Linked DNA regions of Mus musculus: all the other regions are linked to region 1. A link is a loop called in an ENCODE intact Hi-C map of the cell type or tissue named here. Cell type or tissue: left cerebral cortex. All regions are shown on one strand.

Region 1 (8,000 bases):
ACAAAGAAGAGAAGCCATTGAAACCAAGAGGATTCCCCCAGAGAAAAAACAATCTGAAGTATTGTTTCATCTGGGAACTTGAAGTTCCTTCCATAAATCATGAAGTAGCAAGCCTTTGAGTTTCATATTATGTACCAGCAACCCAGGCCATTCCAATGTTTTAAACAGCATCCAATTTGGTAAGAGGTGAGGTGTGGTTGGTAGGACTTGATGGGTAGTTAGATATTGCAGCAGTGGGGTCCTTGTAAGATGATGCTACTATCACATATAGGCCTCACAGAGGTGAGTTTTGATTCAGATTTCTGACTTTTGAGAAGACCCTGCTCATCTCTCGGTCCCTCTACCTTCTGCTACTCGAGGCTGCAGAAGCAAGGTTCTTAAAAACCAGGTACTGACATTTTGACTTTAAATTTCTCAACCTTCTGAACTATGAAAATAAACAAATCTCCGTTCCTTATAGACTAAACTACCATATCTCAGGCAGTTTGTCATAGCATCAAAATAAATGCTAATTCTTTCTTTCTTGTTCATCCGGACAACCTATTGGTACAGTCCCTGGTGGGAAATGTGTTTACCTTTGAAGATGCTCCAGGCCTGTGTACTTTCTGCTGAGCTAAACTAACTGAACTTACATTCCCCATGAGAAGTCAGAACAGTTGTTCTGAACAAGATGAGCTCACTTGTAATTGGTGGAAATACAATGAAACAAAATGTGATTTATGAGTCACAGGAATATGCCATAAACACTGTTTTTATTCTCCCAAACATTATAAGACTTTTAGCTCTGATTTTTCTAAGTATTAGTTTATTGCAGATATTAATGGAGAAAGTGATTAACATTGAATTTCCTAAAATGCTTTGGTCCATGAAAAAAGACTTGTAGCACAATTTTGCTTATTTAATATATGTGGATGACTAAGTCCAGGGAAAAGTTCAAAGAAACCCTTGTCTACCTTTTCAGATTAAAGAGTTTAAAGAACCAGAGGAGTGACTGGTGCAAATTTTTAAACCTTCAATTAAACTTTTACCAGCTGTGATAGAGATGTGGATTCACAATGAAGAACACATAGTTCAACATGGCTGATTTACTGGAGGAAGCACAGGTATTCAGGAGGAAGCTGGAGTTGTATATTGAACAGGAGGTTAAGTTGAGACACTACTTAATTTTCATTGCTTATTACCCTATAGCCAATGAAGTCCCATGGCAATGAATTGTCTGTCAGTGCAGTAGAAATTAAAGCCTACTTTAAGAAACAATTCATGGAGCTGGTAGGCATGAATCATACCTTATATTTTTGTGTCTGCCTTAGATGCCACATTTTTTGCATTTGTTTCAGTCATTTAGCATCTGCCCATCCTGAATTAGAACATTTCCAAGACCTGACTGAAACAAATACACAGTGCAATGGCCAAGAAGAAGAGTTGCAAAGATGTCTAGCAATCTGTGACTCTGTGAACAAATTCTAGACTGTTGGATCTCTTGGACTCTTTGAGTTGAACTCCTTCCCACAAAATGACAGAAATAAGTGAAATGAATACAACTACTTTCCATGATACACATTTTGGGTCAAAATGGAGCTAGTTCTTCAGAGAATCTATGATATTCAGGCCCAGTCACCATTAGTCCATGACTACTATTCAGTTTTATCATCATGCTCTTCTAAGAATGAAGTTGATTGGATTTATCTAAAATGTTTTTGTATTATTGCTACCAAAAATATTTATTGAAGTGGGACTGATTGAAATGGAAACTTCACACCATAAGGGCCCATATTCCCAGGACAAAAGATCTGACAGTGAGGATATAATGATTATCTGTGGCAAAGCCCTATGATTTATTGAACTTCGAAGACATCTGACCATTGCTCCTATGGACACTAGTGAAGCTACTCTCTCCAGAGCATTCTGACTGACAACTCTTGGAAATCTTTGAGCACCCACATGATGTACTGAGTTATGTTCATTCTTTACATCACACTCTCTTCTGAGTGCTGCACTAAGACAAGGTAGATAAAAAAAGATTAGAAAAGCAGATCATACTGACTGGTCAACATAGGGAACAGAATGAGAAGAGAGGCAACACTCTAAACAGTTATTGACTAGGGTAAGCTATACTTATTGACAACTAAGACATGTGGGAAGTGAGAATTCCTCCCTTACAGCTACAAAGAAAGAAATAAAGGGGAAGGAAAGAAAAGAAAAGAAAAGAAAAGAAGAGGAGAGGAGAGGAGAGGAGAGGAGAGGAGAGGAGAGGAGGAAGAGAAAAGAAAAAGGAAGAGAAAAGAAAAGAAAAGAAAAGAAAAGAAAAGAAAAGAAGAAGAGGAGGAGGAGGAGGAAGAAGAAGAAGAAGAAGAAGAAGAAGAAGAAGAAGAAGAAGAAGAAGAAGAAGAAGAAGAAGAAGAAGAAGAAGAAGAAGAAGAAGAAGAACAACCACCCTAGGAACCAAGCAAGAGTGGAAGACAAATCAGAAACGACCTGACTACTCAGTTGACAAAGCGCTCACAAAGGCCAGGCCTCTTCACTGGCCTGCACTATCTCACCAGTTGCTTCCATTATCTGGTTAGTTTTATTTTCCTGTCCTTCTCTTCCTCAAACCAGTGACATTTAAAACTTCCAACAAAACCGGACAAGATAATAAAGTCTATCTATCATTTCTAGTTCTAGGATACATTATCTCAATATAGCTATAATTATTTGATAGCTCCAAGGTCGTCAGGCAGAAAGGAAGTCTGTGACCATCATTTGGAATCCATCCCATGTATATGACAATTGCTGAAGCTGTTTTATCTTTCCAGACAGTTAATATGGAGAAAATCACTAAGAACTTAGAATTACTTTAAAGAAATTACCAAATATTCATTGTCTAACTAACATGTAGAAATGTGTTTGACCTCAAAAAGAATAAAATGAAGTTCAATTATTTCGTGTATTTTTAAAATATATTCATGAGTACAAGATAAGAGCACAGATGGTAGTTAGGACTGTCTGATAAGATATCTAAGCAATGTACAAAGGCATGGAAAGGAACTGAAAAATAATTCCTGCTAGGAAAAATCTTGCCTGATGAAAGGTATATTTAAGTTAGTATACTGTAGTTTATGGAGTACTAAAAGGGCCTTGCTAGTTTCTTAACTGTAAACAGTTTCTGAACTGTGAAAGAAGAGTCAGATCAGATGATATCTTAGATACCATCCTGGATAAGGAAGTTGCCCTGGTTTGTTTTCTGTTGCTGTGATAAGCATCATTACAAAAAGAAAAAAGAAAAAAGAAGCAAAAAAGAAATTAACTGAAAATATGAAGAAATGTTTGACACATATCATTCTTCCACAAAATTCAATATTTGTGAAAATATTTTTTCCAAATTGTTAGAGGGGGAAGTAAAATTTTTACTCAAACAAGTAATAAAATTAGCTGCAGGTTGGTAATAAATGAAGCAGATTATAGTAGAACAGCACTTCAGGTTTTGCATCCAATTTTGTACTGAAAATATAGATGGTACTCATATAAATTAATTAACATTTCATAATGCTAATGAAAGTGGGTTTTCCTTTTTTTAAGCTGAGATTCAGCATTCTACTGCTGGAATTATTTACTACTTAAGTCCTACGGGTTTCCTAGAAAAGTGCCTATAATAACCTTAAGAGACCTCTAGAGGGCACTCCTCAAAACAGATCTAGGTCAAGTAGGGAGGAAGCAGCCAGCAGGAGGCAATTTTCTTTACAGATGTATAGAGATTGAAGATTTTTGTTTAGAGACACTTAATACCCAGCTTGCTTTTCCAAATGGCAAATTAACCTTAATAAATAATAAGACATGATTTGTAATATTCTAAATCTCTTGGGGCTTACATATCATCTCTGTAGTGCCAAATGCCACCAGCTCCTTCTAAATCCATTCAGCTTGGGTCCAGTACAAGACATGATGTTGAATCTAGAGGGAGCTGCGCAAGAATTGCACAATAGTTTGAGTCCCTCTAAATCACTTCTAGGGGGTGTTTATAAAATGTCAGCATGGAATGAAGCTGAAAACTAATAAAAGCATATTTGACATTTTATAGCTCATAACAGTTAGCACATATTTCCACGCACATTACCTTAATGAAACCTTAAAACAGGCACAAGTCTCATTTTATTGTCATTTACATTGATGGGATGACTGAGTCTAAGGACTAGAGGTAATGAAGCACATTCAGATTTAGTTCTCCGATTTCAGTCTCAATGACCTTTCCATCATATCATCCCTGCTTCTGATTACCCACGCAATCAAGTGAAAATCAGTAACCTTTCCATCGATGTTTCTCAGAGGATAAAGTCATGGGCTCTGAAGGAGGAAGAAGCAACGTGATCTTAGCTAATAAGTCATGGTCTTGGAAGCTAACCAGTGAATGGAAGAAGGGAGCTAGGTGGGAGTTGGCATAATCATTTCCCAAAGAGCTCCCCCACAGCATGCGAACTACACAGGTGCCAGGACACAGAGGTCACATTATACATACTGATTTTCATGGTTCATAAATCAAAATAAGACGAAACAATCTAAAAGCTGCGAAACTACTTACTTCTACTGTAGCTACTAGTTGTAATGGGTAAGAGGTGAGTCTCAAGACAAAGGAAGAAACCACAATGGAGGGACAGAAGAGGTAGTGTGGAAGATGAGGTCTGCTGGATAATGGGCTTGGCTCCAGTTGAACTGCTTTTACTTTAGTGATCTAGTTTATTCTACGCCCCCCTCCCCATTGGATCTTAAGGATTCAGTGCTCCGGATTAACACTGTCTACCACTAAAATAAAAAAGAAGAGATAGAAATTTTCATCAAACCATTAACTTTTGTTTTCTCTACTGATCCAGTGATACCTGACAGCTAATTTAGCTGGGAAAATAGAAACGTTAACTAAGGCATGCTTCCCTATTTGGAAATAAGGGTAGGTTAATTGGGCTGCTTATTAGTTTTGTTTTGTTTAAGAAACAAAACTACTAATGTGTGTGCGTATGTGCGTCTGTGTACATGAAGAAATTATTAAAAGGCATTAATGTGCACTTATGTAGGCTAACTCAGAAGAGCTATTGATGTGGCCGTGTTGAATCCAAAGATAGAAGAGAACTGACTGCATCCGTACAAAGACAATCCGACATAGGGCAGGAAATTTTCTTTCTCTACCTTCTATTCCATTCAATGCTGCAATTCAGTGATGTCCTCCAGCAGTAAGGATGGCAGTCTATTTTAATCTGTGTATTCAAATGTTGATCTTCTTCTGAAATAGTACCACAGATATTTAATCAAATACCCAGGTGATTTGTGTGTACTCAAACTGGCACAGGAAAATAACCATTGTGTATTGTTTCTGTTTCTGCAAAATTCCTATGGGTAGTAAAGAATTAAGCAACAAAATCGACAGAAAGCCAGAGGAGGCAGGAAGAATCCCTGAATGCAGATGTTATCACCTTGGAGATCTTGAGATGCCAATGGCCTCGACCTTGTTCAGAGAACAAGGCTTATGGGAAAGACTGTTTGAGGTGTTTGTTTCTATCTCTTTCTCACTACATGTTTTGAAAATGTGTGCCTCCGTTTTTGTTAATAACATTGAGATAATATAGTACCTGTTTGTGGGTTACTATGTACTTGAAAAGAGTTAGATCCCTTATGATTTATTAAAAATTAGAATCCTCAACACATTTTATTATTTTTATGGAAGAATGTCTTTGAGGTTAAGGCATTCTGTGAAGCATAAGAAACTGTATCAATATAAGATTGCACAGAATCTTGTAATTTTAGGGCAAGAGTACCTCTTCGGGATGGCTTGAAAAAAAATATGAGCTTCTGGGCATATTTTAGTGTAAAAACTGCAAGTGAAAATCCTACCCATATTCTTTATTTATCTCTGTAAGTTTCCATTCCTAAGGGAGAAGAAATTTTTTCTTTTAAATTCACCTACCCTCAAGGTCCATTATTTAGCACACTCTCTAAGTCTACAGTGTTCCAGGCACTAACATACATTTAGCTCGAGTTCTTGCCCCGAGTAAGGGTGTTTGAGTAGCAGGCAGGGGGTTATTACATTTCCTGGCTTTTATACTGCTTTTCACGAAGAAATGGGAAGTAGAAAGCCAGACAAAGTAAAAAGTCATCAAGAATGGCTGCCAAGTTGAGAATGGATTTCCTTAGCCCTGCATCTGTGTGTGAAACCATAGGGTTTTAACATGCATTTTTCTTTTGGATGGGATGATGTGAAAGTGATATATTGCTATGTTCCCCACCCCACCCCACCCCCCGTCGCCACCCCCTTGTATTGCACTTGACAGAGGGATTTGGGGGAAGAAAATTCAGATTACTGTGCTCCGCTGATCAACTGAGCAAAGTTCCTACCTTCTCCCAGATACCCGGTGTTAATCAGGAATAACCTGATTCCTGATCCTCTTGTATTGGCTTGAGAGTCCCCAAGTAGTCAGAGCACATTTTGTAAAGGCTCTTCAAACTGTCTTCCTGGATCCTCCTGTGGTCTCTAAGTGGCTGTCCCCAGGGGTTCTGTGTGGGATGGGGGAACTCTTCTGTTCATTGTTGTCTTTTACTTTTTTCCAGGCTTGCACCAGGCATGGCACATTGGCAAATCCCTAGCAAATGTTTGTCAATGAACCTGGGAGGTATTCATTATCAACTTAGCAGTATATGGCTTGGCAATTTCTGGAGTCAGACATGCTACTGTTGAGTCATGAGGTCTTGCTTGGATTGGCAATTTCTATTCCAGTAAAGTTACTTTTTACTTCAATGCTCTGAGAAAGTTCTGATTAGAATGAATAAATGACTGATTTTTAAAAATTTAAAGACCATTGGAAATGTAGACTACAAACTGCCACTTAGTTAACCATTGATAATAATTATAGACTATTACATTCTAGCTAATATTTTATACACCTTTTATAATAGGAAATCTAAGTAATTTAAGATCTTACTCCAATATGTAAAGAATCAACATTGTCATACAAACCTGTAATCTCAGTGATTAAAGAAGTAAAGGGCAAGGATTATAAGTTCAAGGTTGTCTTCGGGTCAAGGCTAACCTGGAATACATGAGATCCAGTCTCAAAAAAAGAGTTCAGCTAATGCCATGATGGTTAATATCTTTTAAGTATAGTATTACAACTATTCTGATAAAAATAAGGTAAAATAAGTAAAGCTTTCAGTTTTGATTCAGTGGTAGAAAACTGAAGTATCACTTCATTAGATACATACAAATTATGTAGCTTATCAGGTTGTTTTAATACTGACTCTACATAAACCACCAGAGTTACCTTGATAAAGAACTGTGAAACATCAATTGTCTTTTTTCCCCATTAAAAAAAAATGTGCCAATGATAATATCTATCTCAGAGGTCTTTTTCTGATGAGAACTATGCCATCCATAATAAATGCTGTCCCTTGCTGCAGATATCTGTGACTACTCAGTAAATTGCAATGACTATTAATTACTACCTCAATAACAAAACTACCCTTGTTACCTCCTGCTCAGTGTCTGAGGTGCTGCAGACAGCAAAACATCAGAAGGCTGATGTCATTCCCAGGACTTACATAGATACTTGTCAGTGTAGACTTGTGGTGGTTTGAATAAAATGGCCCAATAGACTCTTAAGGAGTGGCACTATTAGAGGTGTGGCCTTGATGGAGTAGGTGTGGCCTTATTGGAGGAAGTGTATTACAGAGTGTGGGGTCTGAGATTTCAGAAGCTCAAGGCAGGCCCTGGGTCATTCTCTCTCCCTGATGCCTGTGGAGCCATATGCAGAATGTTCAGCTCCTCTTCAGCACTGTGACTTCCAGTGTGCTGCCACACTTTCCTGACAATGGACACTAAATCTCTGAACTCTAATCCAATCCCAGTTAAACACTTTATAAGAGTTACTGAGGTCACAGCATCTTTTCACAGCAATAAAACCATAACTAAGAGAAGGCTTGATCTACATGCACATTCATATGTAAATTTATTTATATGGCTGTATATCTATATATCTATATGT
Region 2 (8,000 bases), 970 kb after region 1:
ATGACAACTGGGGCGATGGGCTGCAGCCAATCAGGAAGTAATACGTCCTAGGCGGAGGATAATTCTCCTTAAAAGGGACGGGGTTTTGCCATTCTTTTTCTCTCTCTTGTTCTTGCTTTTTCTCTCTCTTGTTCTTGCTTTTTCTCTCTCTTGCTCTTTCTCTTGCTTTCTTTTTCTCTTTCTTGCTTTCTTGTTCTTGTTCTTTTTCTCGCTCTTGCACTCTTGCTCCTAAAGATGTAAGCAATAAAGTTTTGCCGCAGAAGATTCTGGTTTGCTGTGTTCTTCCTGGCCGGTCGCGAACGCGTGTAAGAAACTATTAAATTCTTCCTGCCTCTGTCATTTCCATTTAATAGATAATAGATAAGAAGTGAGTTTTAGGAAATAATGGGCATTCTGCTTATCAGTGCTCCCTTCTTTGGGGTAGGACACATGACCAAATTTTTACCCATAGGAAGTAAGAGGAAGTGTTGGTTCACATGTCGCCCACTCTTTTACTATTTTATTTTATTTTATTTTATTTTATTTTTGTGTGTGGTGTATGCATGTACCTTGAGGATAGAGTGTTCTCCTTCATTTCTCTCTATCCTTTTCTCTGTGTATTTTGAGACATGGGCCTTCACTAAGCCTAACACTCACAGTTGACTCTCCAAGCCGGTTAGAGATCTCTGAGAATCTGTCTCTCACCCCTCCAGGACTGCAGTGACACATTCATGCCGCCATCCTTAGGTTTGATGTAGTTGCTTGGGATCCAAATCCGGATGCTTGTTCTTACACGGCACCCATTATTCTGACAGACCCATGGATTTCCAACTTTCTAGCAGATGTTTAAACATGGATGGGCCTTATCTACTGACTTTTCCTTTATTGTTTGACTAGTTTTAGAGGACCCACTAGAGGACGTCCAGAGAAGATCCCTCAATTTTCAATACTCTTCCCTGGCTGCCACTGGCTTACAGTGGACCACAATGTGAAGCTTATGCCACTGAGCTTTGGGGTTATTTATTATAGCAATTAGCTGGAGCAAGATCTCTGTCAATCTTTGCAGAACATTTATCACTAAACTATGTCCTCAGTAAAACCCACAGTGCCAGTGGCACAGGCTGCTCAGGTGATTAGACGTTAGAAAGATGGCTCCCCACAGGATCCCCAGAGGAGGTACATTTTGAAGGAGAGGCAAGCCTTGAATGTTGCCCTCAACCCTAAGGCAAAGGCTTCTCGGGGAACAGCATCCTTGCTCTAGAGATGGCTCTAGAGACAGAGATGCCATATTCCATCTTAGGCCTTCTTTTACCCAAGTGAGGGGCCGTAAGTTTTAGCTTTTCTGTCTTTAAAATATGAGAAAAAAAAAGGTTCCCTGCAAAGCTTTTCTATTTAGTTAAAGGCTACATATTAAGAATTCACACTGAGCCTTCAATAAATATGATTCTCACTCTTGTCCTTGTTGTTACTATGAGAAAGAAACCAAGTCTTTCACTGGCTGAAGCACGATTAGATTTTCTTCCCACTAATTACAAGCATTTTTCTACATTATTGGATGGCAGCATAGGCATATTTATCTCAGTTTATTTTTTCCCAGAATATAGTTAAAATTTGGATCTAAATTTTGCCACAGAAACTGTACCTATTTGGGGTTTTACCTAACACAGTCTTCTTATTTTGATTTACAGATTGTTTCATTACTAAAGAAGAGATTAAGTAATGGCCCTGACCATAGGTGCAGTTTTTCTTGTGCATTTTTATGCAGACTGATATTTAGATCTCTGAAACATTACAGTTATAAGGACTTTGGAAGCCATCAACTCCAAACTATGTGTACTGCTCTCTCTCTCTCCCTCTCTCTCTCCATCCACCCATTTCTTTCTCTCATTTCTCTCTCCCCTACCCCTCCTTCTTGCCCTCCCTTTCTATCTCAAAAGAGAAAGACACACAGACATACATACAATAGAGCCACACACACAAATACACACACATATATGTATATATACACACACACAGTGGTATACACAGGCATACTACATAACACAGAGACTCACATGGACACACAGACACACACGGGGGTGGGGTAAAGCACAGGTGTGGTGCAAGTACTGGTGCAGTGCAAAATATGTGGTTCACTACTGTATTAATCATTCCATGTGTGGGGAATGAAATGTTTTGGAAAGCTGGGTTTTCTAAGTAAATGATCAGTGATCTCTCTCTCTCTCTCTCTCTCTCTCTCTCTCTCTCTCTCTCTCTGTGTGTGTGTGTGTGTGTGTGTGTGTGTGTGTGTGTATGTGTGTGTGTGTGTGTGTGTGTTCCCTAAAATGCACTAGTTCTCTATGGTCTCATCAGGACAGTCCAGTGAGCATAACTGAGTGTCTCTCTCCAGCAGTGAAAGAAACAGAAACATAAAGGTTCATTTAGTCCAACTTTTCATTTTTCAGATGAAAAAGCAGGTTTCCGTATCATCGTACAATGATATTCTCCACCATTTCCTTAGCAATACAGGCTAGACACGTGTCAAACCACCTTAGATGGATCATAAGTTCTACAGACAGAACTAAGCCTGACTACCTTTCTCTCTGGGCTTGTAGCTTAAGTTGCCTTCCCAGCCCCTTGGCGGGTGGAGTTCACCACATGACTGAATTCTAACCAGTGGACTGTGAAGTAAGATGCTAATGCTACACTTTATCTTCCAGGCTCTTTCTCCGAACCAGTTGTCTGGAGGTGAACCCAGAAGTCATCAGCCAAGATTCAGAAAGCACCCGATGAACAGAGCTTGGGTTTGGAAATCAGTGCATGGAAGACAGGCACCAGCTGATTCTCGTTTTGGAACATCAGCAAGACAGAAGCACCTCCCATGCTTTGTTGATGGTATAGGTAGAGATTTGTTTGCTAAAGCTCTCAGCACATCCTTAGCCAATGCATTCCTTAATAATGATAAGGTTATGATATGCAAGGCATTGTGCTAAAAGATAAGATATTAGGTCGGCTTGTGGAACACACCCATAATCCCAGCACTCTAAGAGGAGAAACGGAAGGATTGCAAATTTGAGGTCAATTCCGGCTACATAGCAAATTCCAGGTCGTTCTGGGTGACCTGATTAGACCCAGTCAAGAACAACAACTCAAAAGATATGATCTCATTCCTCAAAGAGTTGAGACGGGAGGAAATGATCTGATGAGCTTTCAGTCTTGCTCCATTCGAGCCTTGCTCAGGGGACATTTGTAGAGAGCCTTTGTTCCCATAGAAATGTATATGGAAATATCAAGGTTGATGTTGGATGGTTTGACAGAGAAACCACACTGGGGAAATGGAGCGCTTTGAAATCAGGTCACCTAGAAAAAAAAATTCTACAAAGTCAAAGCTGAAATGAAGCTAGCAGTTTTTAGGCCCTTCTCACAGTCTGACTTACTGAATTCTCTTCCCACCTTAAAAAAAAAAAACAACTAAGAAAAGCACTTCTTTCTGTATATATCTCTTTAAAGTTTGTTTGAGTATCTTACTATTTTTTGTAGTGCACACATAGATCTCAAGTTTTAAGTGGCCTTTTTATAACTGCAGCTGGAAGAGAGAGAGAGAAAAAAAGCCACCAGCAGCTCGGTGTGTTAGTGCCAAATCTGGTTCTTTTAAATGCCATGGCTCTCATCCAGCAGGAGACACCACTGTACAGTGGAGCTAAGCAGGAAAAAGATGGAGAAAATGCCTAATTATTAGCTTGTGTTAAAGATAAACCTGTTTCAAGTAGATCCTTCTTGATTCAGAAGAAAGGCTTCCCATTGTTCCCTAAGTCATGTTCATCTCCCTGCCGTGCCTTCGACCGAATGTGCTCACGGTTTTAAAGGTCAGCCGCCAACAACCCATATTACGCTTAAGCACATCTGAAGGGAGTTGAGTTAGCATGCCCTTTGCATATTTTTGCCAAAAGTAACCCGTATGATTGAAATCCCTCTTTTCCAATTTTATGGAGTACAAAACACACATGGTTAAGAAATTACACCAAGTGCCACCAGTGTAAACAACAGAAAAAGAAAATGGAATAAGAAAAGCTTATTCTGCCTGTATCATGCTGCCATCAAGATGCATGGAATTGACATTCACCTGCCGATGTCCTTAAGTATTCAGAACTTTCCCTAGTGCTATCATTTTTAAGACACTTGGCACAGTGGTGAGCATGCAGTTTCTCATTTAGAATCTGCATCTCAGCCCACACCAAATCATCTTGTACCTGTTCAGGTTCTTTGCTCTGTGTGAGATTGTATTTCCTGATTTAAAAAAAATAAAAATAAAGTGTGCATGTTGATTCTCAACCCATCACCTGGGTGCATATGAATGAACTTGAGAAAGACCAGTATGTACATCCATCTGCCAGGCATACTTAATTAGAGCTACTAGAGCCTACACCATGAAGCTCCAAAGAGAATCGTTTGAAACAGGTACGTTAGGAAGAGCACAGTCATGGTTTTCACAAAGGAAGAGTGAAACATTGTGTTTTGAAATATCCATGCTGTTTATAAATCCATAGCATGCATTAATGGGCAGGTCTTAATCTCTTCAAACATCATGTTTAAAATGATCTCAATTCCTGCTTTATCCTTGTTTCTTCCAGTGTCTACGGGTGAGACTGAATTTGTTGTGTTGAGTGCTAATGCATAGATAGGGTATTCTCGCTTATACTATTTCATTACACCTCTAGTATAGTATCATGCACTCTGCCGTTACAGGGCAGCTGAGGTGCTGCAGGTCAAAGCAAGTCCATTCAGAACCTCAAACAAGTGAGAGAATCTGTGGAGTTTGGCCAGGTTTAAAAAGTGAGCAAGGGGACTCATAGGGAATGACACTATTAGGAAGTGTGGCCTTGTTTGAGCAGGTGTGACCTTGTTGGAGGAAGTGTGTTACTGTGGGGGTCGGCTTTGAGGTCTCCTATGCCTAAGCTCTACACAGTGAAGAATTGGATCCTCCTCTTGGCTGTCTTCAGGAGACAGTTCCTCCTTGCTGCCAGCAGATCAAGATGTAGAACTCTCAGCTCCTTCTCCAGCATCATTTCTGCTTGCATGCTGCCATGCTTCCTTCCATGAGCATAATGGACTGAACCGCTGAAACTGTAAGCCAGCCCCAATTAAATGCTTTCCTTTCTAAGAGTTGCTTTAATCATGTTTTTCCTTCACAGTAATGAAAGCCTAAGACACCTACATATTAAGGAACAGATGGGTGACACAAAATCAAAAAAAAAAAGTGAGCAAGGAAATAGATGTAGACCAGAAGGGATGACACGACAGGAGCTACTAGACATGTTGAAGCAAGCTTCCCTCATTCCTCTGTGTTTTGGATGGAGCCCTCCAGGAGTGGTGCCCCTGTGCTTTATATTCATCGGGTTGGCCACCACGTGGCCTCTTTCCAGAGAGTCAGACCACACTTGCTAAACCCCTGTTGTGGTTTGGCACATAAGGCTTCCAGACTCTCTATAAGAAAACATGCATAGGTATAAATACTGGCTGTACCCCTTTTCTCTTTCACTTTATATGATATAGGTATTTCTTAAGTGACTAAAAACAAACTGGTGTTTAGGACATATATTTGGTGTATTTTGAGGGTAGCAGATGTATTTGCAACATCATGATAAATTTGTAAGGGAGAACTGAAAGCAACGTCCTTCAAGGGAGAAATTAGAGAGCCAGGTCAACAATCCATGACAGTCCTGGCTGGAGGCTGGGACTCAAGGCCAGTGACATCATTAAGGTCGTTTCAGATCCTATTATTCTGCTTCTCTAATGATAAACTCAGACACTTTCCAGAGTCCTCCACCTGTGTTTCCTTTCCCCTGACAACTGGTAGAGAAGACGAAGCTTGGATGACCAAGTGTACTCCCAGGCGAACCTCAAGGTTAAATGAAATTTCACACGGGAGATATGAGATATCAAACAATGTGTGATCTGTCCTTCTGTCCGTAATATGAAAGATGATTCCATGAGGGTCAAAGCTGCCCTCTACATTCCCAAACTCATAACATCATCATTAATAAGAGATGTCTTTCTTTCTTTCTTAACTCAGAGGCATTTCCCAAATAATCAAAGCTGGAACTGGTAGTTATACAGTGTGTGAGCTAAAAGGAAGAGAAAAAAGAGGGTGGGGCTTAGAGATAGACATACCTACCCAGTGAGAAATTCATTCTACTACACCTTCTTATAGGAAAATTGGGTTTTTGGGCAGAGTAAGTTAAAAGTGTTACCTCTGTTTATGTGGATAATACCCTACAAAAATAAATAAAGTCCTCAGTTACAAAAAGCTGCAAAACTTTACTTAATGGAGAGTCTTTCTTTTTTTCTTTTTTTATTAGATATTTTCTTTATTTACGTTTCAAATGCTATCCCGAAAGTTCTCTATATCCTTCCCCCACCCTGCTCCCTTACCCACTCACTCCCACTTTTTTTTTTTTTTTTTTTTTTTGCTTTACATTTATTTATTTGTATGTAGTGATGTGGAAGACAGAAGAACGGTTCTCTCTTCCCACCATGTGAGTCCTAGATGTAACTCAGGTTGTTGAGGTTCCACTCCCACTTCTTGGCCCTGGCGTCCCCTTGTACTGGGGAATATAAAGTTTACAAGACCAATGGGTCTCTCTTTCCATTGATGGCCAACTAGGCCATCTTCTGATACATATGCAGCTAGAGACATGAGTTCCGGGAGGGGGGGTACTTGTTAGTTCATATTGTTGTTCCACCTCTAGGGTTGCAGACCCCTTCAGCTCCTTGGGTGCTTTCTTTAGCTCCTCCATTGGGGGCCCTGTGTTCCATCCTATAGATGACTGTGAGCATCCACTTCTGTGTTTTCCAGGCACTGGCATAGCCTCACACGAGAGTCTTTCAAGCGTTTTTGTGCACAGAAACTTTTCTCTCCCACATAGCTGCAGCCCAGGGTTAGGTCACATAAACATTGAAAAATAGTGCTTTCAAGTTCAGTAAAGTGTGTGTGTGTGTGTGTGTGTGTGAGAGAGAGAGAGAGAGAGAGACAGACAGACAGACAGACAGACAGACAGACAGACTGACACAGAGACACAGACACAGAGACAGAGAGAGACTGACCTACATTTTGTCAGGGACAAAGACCTACCAGCATACCAGCATTTGTATCACGTTTAAAAGGTTATTTTGCAACGTCCTTCACGGGGATCATTTAAAAATAAAACTGTGTGCACAGAGACTTGCCTGGAAAGAAAGTTACCGATGTCAGCAACTGACTTTGGAATGAATTACAAACAAGCTGAATTGATGGTTAAATAGGTAAAAGGTGGACGGAGCTTCAGATAAGGAAACAGACATTGGGAGATGGGAATGGCAGACTCTGTAGAGTAAGTGCGCTGGATCTTTGCTGTGATGTTTTTAGGAAAAATGTAATGTTTTGAATATTTTTTAATAAGCATTGGAAAGGGAGTCTATGTACTCCATCAGCGCTGACAGGAATTAGGCTTGGGAAGAGGTGGAGCGGCCTGTAGTTCCTACCTGCTGATCTTGTGCCAAGTGCTTTCATGAGTATTCTGTTTTCAGCCAGCACGCATGGAAGCTTGGGGATTATGAGTTAACCCTAGGACTTCCTTAAGTTATATCTCGGCAATATTCCTTCTCGATAAACCCCATTCTTATACTATGTGTAGACTGAGCTAATGAGGGTGGCCTTCTGCACACCCCATTCTTTTCACAGGGAAGTGTGGCCAACACTCACTTAGAACTCGTCCCTCTTGTTCTGCCCTCACCCCCTCCCCACCCCTGCCAACATCTCAGTCAGATTTCTGTTTCTGTGATGAAATTTGGGTGAGAATCAACTTTCAAGGAAGAAAGCTTTATTTTGACCCATGACTTTTGGAGGTTGAAGTCCAAGGTCACGTTGGTACGTCATGTATACATGCAGACACTGTAACTCTGAGAGTTCTACTCACCCCAGGCAAGAGGAAACCACACAGGGAGGAAGAGATCAACATGCCAAGGTCCCCTTGAAGGCAAGCCTCAACTAAGCCAACCCAACT
Region 3 (8,000 bases), 140 kb before region 1:
GGCAGACATTATCTTGGAGACGTGGGTAGGGTGGAGGAATGGGATGAAGAACTGTCATCAGAAGGCTGACTGAGGGGGGGGGCATAACAACTGGACTGTAAAAAAATGATGATGATTGATGATGACTGAAAAATAGAGAATGAGAGACCAGTACAGGAACAGGAAGACAAAAAGATACCAGGAAGATTAAAGCAACTTCGTTGTACAATAGTTTTGAAACAGAATAGAACATTTTAGAACATATCCTGAGGCAAAACAAAACAAAAGCAACAACAGCAACAAAAACAGAAAAAAAGGCAAAAGGTATCTGAGGAACATTCAAGACATTGTTGAAGTTCATCCAGTGAGTTCAGCATGCTAAGTTCACTGTAATTGCAGGAGACATGCCTCAGGTTGATTTAGACATTCTGCCACTCCTGTCTTCTGTTTATCTTCTATGTACACAGGATGTGGCCATGTAAAACATGGATGTGATAATAGGCTTGGGGCAGAGCCCGGCCATAGTTCTTTTCTTCTTGTGTTTTCTGGATTTGCTGTTGTTTCTAGATCAAGCACTTTTGGACATCGTTGGACTGATAAGGGTGTGATTCAAATTCAACAGAAACATTAGGGTGGGTGCTGAAATATTATTAAAAGTAGAGGGAAGGATGAGGTTCTGTCATTTCCAGGAAAATAGAGGTATTTGGATAAGCATACTAAGCAAACCAAGAGTCTAAAAATGACAAATATCCCATGTTTTCTCTTATTTATGAATAAATGTATATCTCCCCTCTCTCTTTCTCTTTCTCAATGTGTGTCTGTGTGTGTGTGTATGTGTGTGTGTGTGTGTGTGTGTGTGTGTGTGTGTATGTGTGTGTGTGTGTAATAAAGAGAAGAAGCTCAGAGGAATCCTGCATATGCATGCAAGCCTGCTTGTTAGTGTTGAGAAGGGGCAGAATAAGCATCAGGTGGGCTTAGCTTGCTGCAAGCAGGAGGGAAAGAGAGAAGAGGGAGAGGGGAGGGAGAGAGAGAGAGACAGAGACCAACATATAGATAGATAGATGATAGATAGATAGATAGATAGATAGATAGATAGATAGATAGTCAGAGAGAGAGAGAGACAGAGAGAGACAGAGACAGAGAAAGACAGAGACAGAGACAGAGACAGAGACACAGGTACAGATGACATGAAATGTAATAAACTATCTAGGAGAACAGAGAAGACCAATGAGAGGTTAAAAAAAAACCAGTGGAATGTGGGGTAGAATATTCTCAAAATATATTATACATTTGGGTGATAGTGACATTATGTAACCAATATAATAAAAATAAAATTTTCATTTAAAATATAAGACAAGAAGATAAAAGTATATTTTTGTGATAGGGATTCATCTGTCCTTTTCTCTTATAATCTTATCCAAACAACAGGGCACAAATCTTAATGACAATTTTTATATTTCTTTGATAACAGTTTTATAAAGTCTTCCTTTCCACAAAACCCAAACATTTGGCTCAGCAGGTAGGAACATGCACTGTCATTGCAGAGAACCTGAGTTTTGTTTCCAGCATCCACAGTATGTGGCTCATGGTCACCTGTAGTTTCAGGTCCTGGGATCCAATGCCTTTGCAAGGACTTGTACTTATGCATGTATTCCCATATCCAGGTACACATATATACAAATAATTAAAAATAAAATCAATCTTTAAGAAAAAAATTCCCCGAAATTTGCTTGTCATTAGAACCAGTGACATCAAACAATGGTTATGAGAAAAGAATCCTGGCTTCAGGTATTGAGTTTTATGGCTTTGCAAGCTGTGCCTAGGGGCGTAGGGTGCCCATAACCAGTACCATGGAGGCTCCACACAGGACATGGCTTGTTCTCACATGTTTTTTAGTGAAGTTCCCCAGTGCCGAATGGAGCACTTAAAAGATGGGTGCCTTGGTAACTGCTCAGCAGATATGTGTTACCCTGATTTCCTAAAGAGGGCACAAGTTGAACCCAACCCTTGCTCTTCCTGTTTCTCTGCATCAACTTCAGTCCCAAGAGCTGCAGGCTTGTAGACATATGCAGGAATTTTTTGTACTTCTCATTATGCATGATAAATATCATTGTGATGCATAGTTTCTGCACAACGTTGGTACCGTGGTTGCATCTTCTCTATTGTTGAGAGAGAAGTCCAGACCTCTCTTTGGAAGCTCTCTTTCATTAGAATATCTCAGAAGACCTGAAGAACTTACAAAACTTGCACCTTCTTTTAAATACTTATATTGAAGCATATAAATCTTAATGTTTTGATATAGCCTAATATGTCACAGCCTGGCCTCAAACTCATTAAGCACAATGACCGTAGACTTCTGATCTGCCTTCTTGATGTAGAATTTCAGGCATGTCCCATCATGCCTGGTTTTATGTAGCACTGCAGATCAAATCCAGAGTTTTCTGTGTACTAGGCATTCTGCCAACTGAGCTATGTCCCCAGGCCCTTAACCACCCCCCTTTTTAAATAAAAAAATCAAATTAGAAACTATAAAAGGAATAACCCTTATTAAATCAGGAAAATTTTATTTTGCAGCATGCACAGGAAGAACATACAAATTCAAAATGGAGTGATGAGATGTCTTCCTGAGTCTCACTGTATTTCCATTTGACTGTGCAAACAACCTGTGATTCTTCTGGGATGGCTGAGGCCTTGGTAAAGCTGAAGCCCAAGCCTATACTGAGACCTCCCGTCCTTGCCCTCCTCTCCTACTTCTCTCAATCTCAACATGAGTGAAGATTGTGATTCTCATGTCAAGAAGAGACTGTACTAATGCTGATATTGTCTTCACAGGGCAAGAAGCTGAAGAGACAATCAGCTCATGATTTAAGTTCATACTTTAAGTAACTCATCTGTTGAATGTTAATCTAATGATGAGAATACCCTGATACTTGCCACCTTGCTGTCTCTAGACTGACATTTTCTCCATCCTGTACTCTAATAAGGAAGACATATATCAAATGATATCTTAAAATCTCCTTTATCCCTGATATCTCATATTTGGAGCAAAAGTATGCCATGATCAGAGATTTTCCCAGTGGGACCTCCTGACTATCAGTGCTAAAGCTACATAGGAACTTACTAAGAACTCACAGTTAATTGAATCATAAAGTCTGGGCTAGGACCCAGCAATCTGTATGTTAACAAGTCCTCTGGGGAATACAGATGCATGCCCCAGTTGGCGAAGCTCTGGTGTGGATCAATGGGCAATACCCCTTTCCAAGGAACAGCTGAGTCAGTTAACCCCTGGGAACCTCAGTCTCTTTATGTGCACAAATTGAATAGTTATACTCTTTAAAATGATTATCATGAGTTTTAAATGCCACATGAACACCTAAGACACAGTAGGTGCTCAGTAAATGCTAGCCAAAATTAAAAGACCAGGAAGCTTAAAAAGTATAATACAAAAAAAGAAAAAAGGATGAGCCATAGACTTCATTTTTTCCTTATATAACATCTTTAGCATTATATAATGTGCAATTTGCATGCAAAACATCCCACCCCAGGGCATCATAGAAGCCTTGAAAAATCCAATATTATGCAGACTGCCAGAGCTGGCTGCTAAACCAGGCTTAGAAACTAATTTTCCCTCTTTAAGGAGGTGACATTTGCACATTCAACACAGCAGCAATAAATTTAGGCTTTCTTACCACCCCCTGCTGTACACGGGGTTATTCTTTTTATCAATAGTGGAGTTATTTTTCTTGCAGTATCTGGAGCTGTTTTCCAGCCTCTCTTGCTCCTTCCATCCGTACTGTAGTTATCAGCAAACAGCTCATTAGAAAAACAACAACAAAAACCTAAAACAATTTTAATGGAAGAAATGTGATTTGAGCATTTAATTAAACTCCAAAATTACACTTTCCACTAATAATTGGGAATGCACTCCATGTCAATTAAAAACGGATTAACAGCAAAGGCTTGAAAATTTGGACTTAAACGTAGCCTGCATTTTGAAGATGTTTTTATTCTCAGAGTATACCAAGGGAACTACTCAGAGGAAACAAAGAAATGCTTCTTCTTCCTTGGAATTTTCTCAAAATTTAGAAAGCTTTTTCTTCCTCGCAGGTGGGTTAGTGCCAACGTTGACAGCCTATCTGTCACGTTCATGGATGTACAGGTATGTAAGCCACTGTAAACAAGAAAGCAGATTCCTGGGTGCTGAAATGATGGATCATGGGGCTAAAATTCAAATAAGAGCTTGAGAGATGGCTCACTGATTAAAGCACTCATCGTACAATAAAGAAGACCCGAGGAGTCTCACGAATGACCTATGGGTTTGGTGGCATGTCTGTAATTCCAGTCTTAGAAGAAAGCTGGCTAGGATGACAAGCCATATTGATGAGCTCTGGGTTCGAGTGAGAGACCTGGTATCAAAAGAATGACATGGAAGAGCAATGGAGGAGGATTTCTGATGTCACCTCTAGCCTTTACATTCATCTGCAAGCATGTAAACAACCATTTACAGTGCACCCATGCACATTGCCAACTTGCATGTACAATACACAGAAGACTTAAAAATAAAAATAACGATAAACTAAAGTCTGGTGTTTCTGGACAGATGCTGAATTAAAACCTGGGTCAATTGAACACAGGGACCATTTGTTCTTAATTAAGCACTGAGAATTTTTGAAGCCCACAAAAGCCAAGATGAGAAAAAAATCCCACTTTTGGGAAGCCATCACTCAGCAAACACTTGCAGAAGAAGAAATCATCACCAGGCTTGGGTCTCCTATTTTGAGCAAGTGCTTTCTTAGGAGCTCTGCCTGGGGATGTGGTTGCATCCAGACCACGGTGGGTTTTTTTGCTGTTGGCGCTGTTGAACCTATTAAACTGAAGATGCAAACTCATGAATTTGAAGTGTCAATGTGCTCCCACTCTTGGCTCTGCTATGGCTCCTGGAGTGTGGCTGGCAATCCCGTTTCTGCTATTCTTGGCTTTACTGACTCTCTCCTACGTGAAATCTCTAGAGGAACCTAGTGTTCTAGCACATTGTAAATGAAGGCAAGAGAGCATTTAACAGCACCTAGGACTCAAATAACTTTGTCTTTTGTGTATAAGCAGAGCTTTGGGAGGGAGGATAAAAGACAGGAGAGAGCCAAGGTCTCTAGCTTATTCAGAATATCCTAGGGGAAAATCATCTGGTAAATGGCAATCATTTGAGAGAGACATAAAAATGTTATCTTTCTTCTCCATGGAAATCTCCATGGCTATGCCTCTTGGGCAACTGTGAGCTCTTCTCTAGTTTCTTTGTCTCTATCTCTGTCTTATGGACTTCACCTCTGATTGGCTGACTTTTCTCTTCTCTTCTCTTCTCTTCTCTTCTCGTCTCGTCTCGTCTCTTCTCTTCTCTTCTCTTCTCTTCTCTTCTCTTCTCTTCTCTTCTCTTCTCTTCTCTTCTCTTCTCTTCTCTTCTCTTCTCCTCTCCTCTCCTCTCTTCTCTTTTCTTTTCTTCTTTTCTTTTTGTATTTCTAGTTCTAGTTCTGTATGTCTGCCTCTGCCTCATCTCTCCCTGCCTGATTCTGTTTCTCTGCTTTTATTTTTCTCTCTCAGATTCTATGTGTTTCTTTTTTCCCCCTTCTTCTCAGGCTTAGGCAGTCTATGTCTCCATCTTTGTCATTTGATGACTCTATGGCTCTTATTGTCTCTTTCGTGCTGACTTTCTTCCTGTTCTCTGACTCCCTTACTTTCCTGCCCCTTCTCTCATTCTTCGGATTTTTATTTTACTTCTTTTAATTGCCATAAGATTCATAAGACTAGTTAGATAATTGTCATCTAGGTTCTAGGATACTGGGAAAAAAGGAATATTGTCCAAAAAGCAATTATGATCCAGGATGATGACATCCTGTGGGATCTCTAAACATGCCTGCCATCCTATCCCTCTTAGTACTTGACCACTCGATAGCTACGCACTTGCACCCCAGAATATGAGAAAAAAAGCTAAAAGAAGGTTCACAGCCTATCACATATGCTCCCCTTTTCTCTTCTATAAAGAAATTGAGAACCAGATAGGAAGAGGAAAGGAGCACAAAGATAACTTGCTTCAGAGTAAAGATTGATATTAGCAATTTTTAAGTTAAAGGTGAAAGTGCAAAGATGTATTTGATGTAGCATTTATCAAACTGTGTATTATTCAACAAATATTTAATAAAGCTTTCTCTCTGACCTACTATGGTTCCAGTTAGTATATGATGTCCACAATGCATACTCAGAGATTCACAACCTGTCTGATGAAGCTGTGTGTCTTTGTGTTGGGGAATGTGTATTGTTTGGTTTGGAAATGATTCCCAAAGTGCCATATGACAGAGGATAATGTCTCTACCTTGTCACTATCGAGAGGTAGTGGAATCTTTCTTAGACAGAATCTAGTGGGAGAAAGTTAGACCTCTGTGGCCAAGCTTTGAAGAGTAATGGGTCCCTGGTTCATAATTTTCCTCTGACTTTCACTCCTGGCCATCATAGTATGAGTAGTGCCTTGTAGTGGGCTCCAGATAATGATGTACTTTCTTACCACAGATCTAAAAGCAACAGGGCCAACGAGTCATGGGCTAAAACCTTTAAGTCTAGAAACCAAATTAACTCTTTGTCCTTCTTAAGATGCTTATATGAGATATTTTATAATAGTAATTTAAGAAAAGCTGATGAACATAGGGGTATAGAACTGATTTGTATATGATGGATATAAAATTGTCAGTTTACATGACCACGTTTCTTTGAATACATCAATGAGATTCTCAGCAATAAAGAGAGTTTGAAAAATAGTTGGCTACAGTAGTTTTAGGGCTTCAGTTAGAAGTTAAGAATTTTCTGACTTTCAATCTAGGCTTTAAGATATTCCATTTGAATATCATTTAGGACCACTTGGCACACCTTTGTGGAATCAGTTTCATAACAGATCTGGCCAGGGAGATAATGGAAAAGTGGGCTCTAAGAGGTACCATATTCTTAATGATTGCATATTCTAGAGATATATATGGGCCTATGTCTATTAAACCTTTCCTTTAGCTTATGGGAAAATGAGCCAGAGGAGTTCCTATGTAGAACTGTGTATCTGGGGACAAACAGTAAAGAACTCACCCTTCTTAACATCTTGGTGATGCTCTCTGCTCCTTTATCTGCTTAGTCAGTATGATGCTAGTTCACAAGAGTCAGTCTTTTTCCTGTGGGAGGGAATTTCTCCCACATGAGGGGAGACTGATCACTGTCTGGGCCAGCTTTGAAATGTGTGCATTTTCCATGGTGGGTGTGAGGCAATGCCATCATTCTGGGCAACTTTTGCAGCAGTGAGTGTGGAAAAAAGGTCTCAAGTATTAACAATTGTTTGTACACCTCCAAAGCTTGGCTCTATTTGTCAAGTTAAACAAGTACTATGTCTGTACTGTAAAAACTCTGCTAGTCTGACTCTTCCCAGGAGGGCATGGCAGAAGTAGACAAGTCGGTGGTGGAAAGATGGGAGAAGAAAAGCTGAATAGTTTGTGTGCTTTGAAGGGAGGTGGAGCAGGAGCTGCAAAGGTCATTGCTGTTCTTGCTCCTTGGGTAATGGTGAGTTGCACTGTTCATCAATAGAGCCAGGAACCAGTGCAACTAGTGGGCCTATGACTTCTTCTTTTAATAAAACTGACCATAGTGTGATTTGCTGACTCCAAGAGCTGCATCCTCACTCAGAAAGAAGAGCAGTACCTTTAGAGTAAAGACACAACTGTCATGTCCCACTGCATTTTCTTCTCACCCTTGACCTATCTGCTAATCTCGCTAGATGGTTGGTTCAAGCACAAGAATGGATGACTCTATTCAACTGCAGCTGTCCCCCAAAGGGTTGTGTGACAGAGGGTCTATAGCTTATCAAAATGTTGAATTGTTTAACTTTGGCCAGGGATTAATTTCCTTTAGAATATTTTGGTTGGACAAAAATTAAATCATCTTACGTCTCAAAAGAAGATGTCATTGTTGATGTGGTGTGGTCAGAGGTCTGCCCACTGCTA

Evidence for each region. Hi-C counts contacts between places; a loop is a spot of excess contacts. Peaks named below come from ENCODE experiments on the same cell type or tissue, not always from the same donor. Only the 100,000 strongest peaks of a DNase experiment are listed, where the experiment ranks them.
Region 2: a loop joins it to region 1, with 4 times the contacts of the local background. A loop is called at or near these places in 7 of 42 quality-filtered maps.
Region 3: it touches region 1 in a loop (2.3-fold over the local background); 2 of 42 quality-filtered maps call a loop at or near these places.

The regions. Positions count from the first base shown.
Region 1 is chr5:42,408,829-42,416,828 of GRCm38, forward strand. No RefSeq gene overlaps it. Among named protein-coding and RNA genes, the nearest start is that of Gm40295, 110 kb to the right of the region's middle. In left cerebral cortex, a CTCF peak has its summit at 3,650 (motif pointing right); DNase peaks (open chromatin) are centred at 1,350 and 3,663.
Region 2 is chr5:43,376,312-43,384,311 of GRCm38, forward strand. It overlaps Gm43699 (a long non-coding RNA gene), which reads left to right. Exons shown (of 2, transcript XR_003955908.1): 2 at 2,679-4,283. Among named protein-coding and RNA genes, the nearest start is that of Gm43699, 26 kb to the left of the region's middle. In left cerebral cortex, no CTCF peak of the experiment used is centred here; DNase peaks (open chromatin) are centred at 3,307 and 3,579.
Region 3 is chr5:42,267,299-42,275,298 of GRCm38, forward strand. No RefSeq gene overlaps it. Among named protein-coding and RNA genes, the nearest start is that of Gm16223, 200 kb to the left of the region's middle. In left cerebral cortex, no CTCF peak of the experiment used is centred here; DNase peaks (open chromatin) are centred at 3,213, 3,575, 3,992 and 4,905; H3K27ac peaks cover 3,958 bases.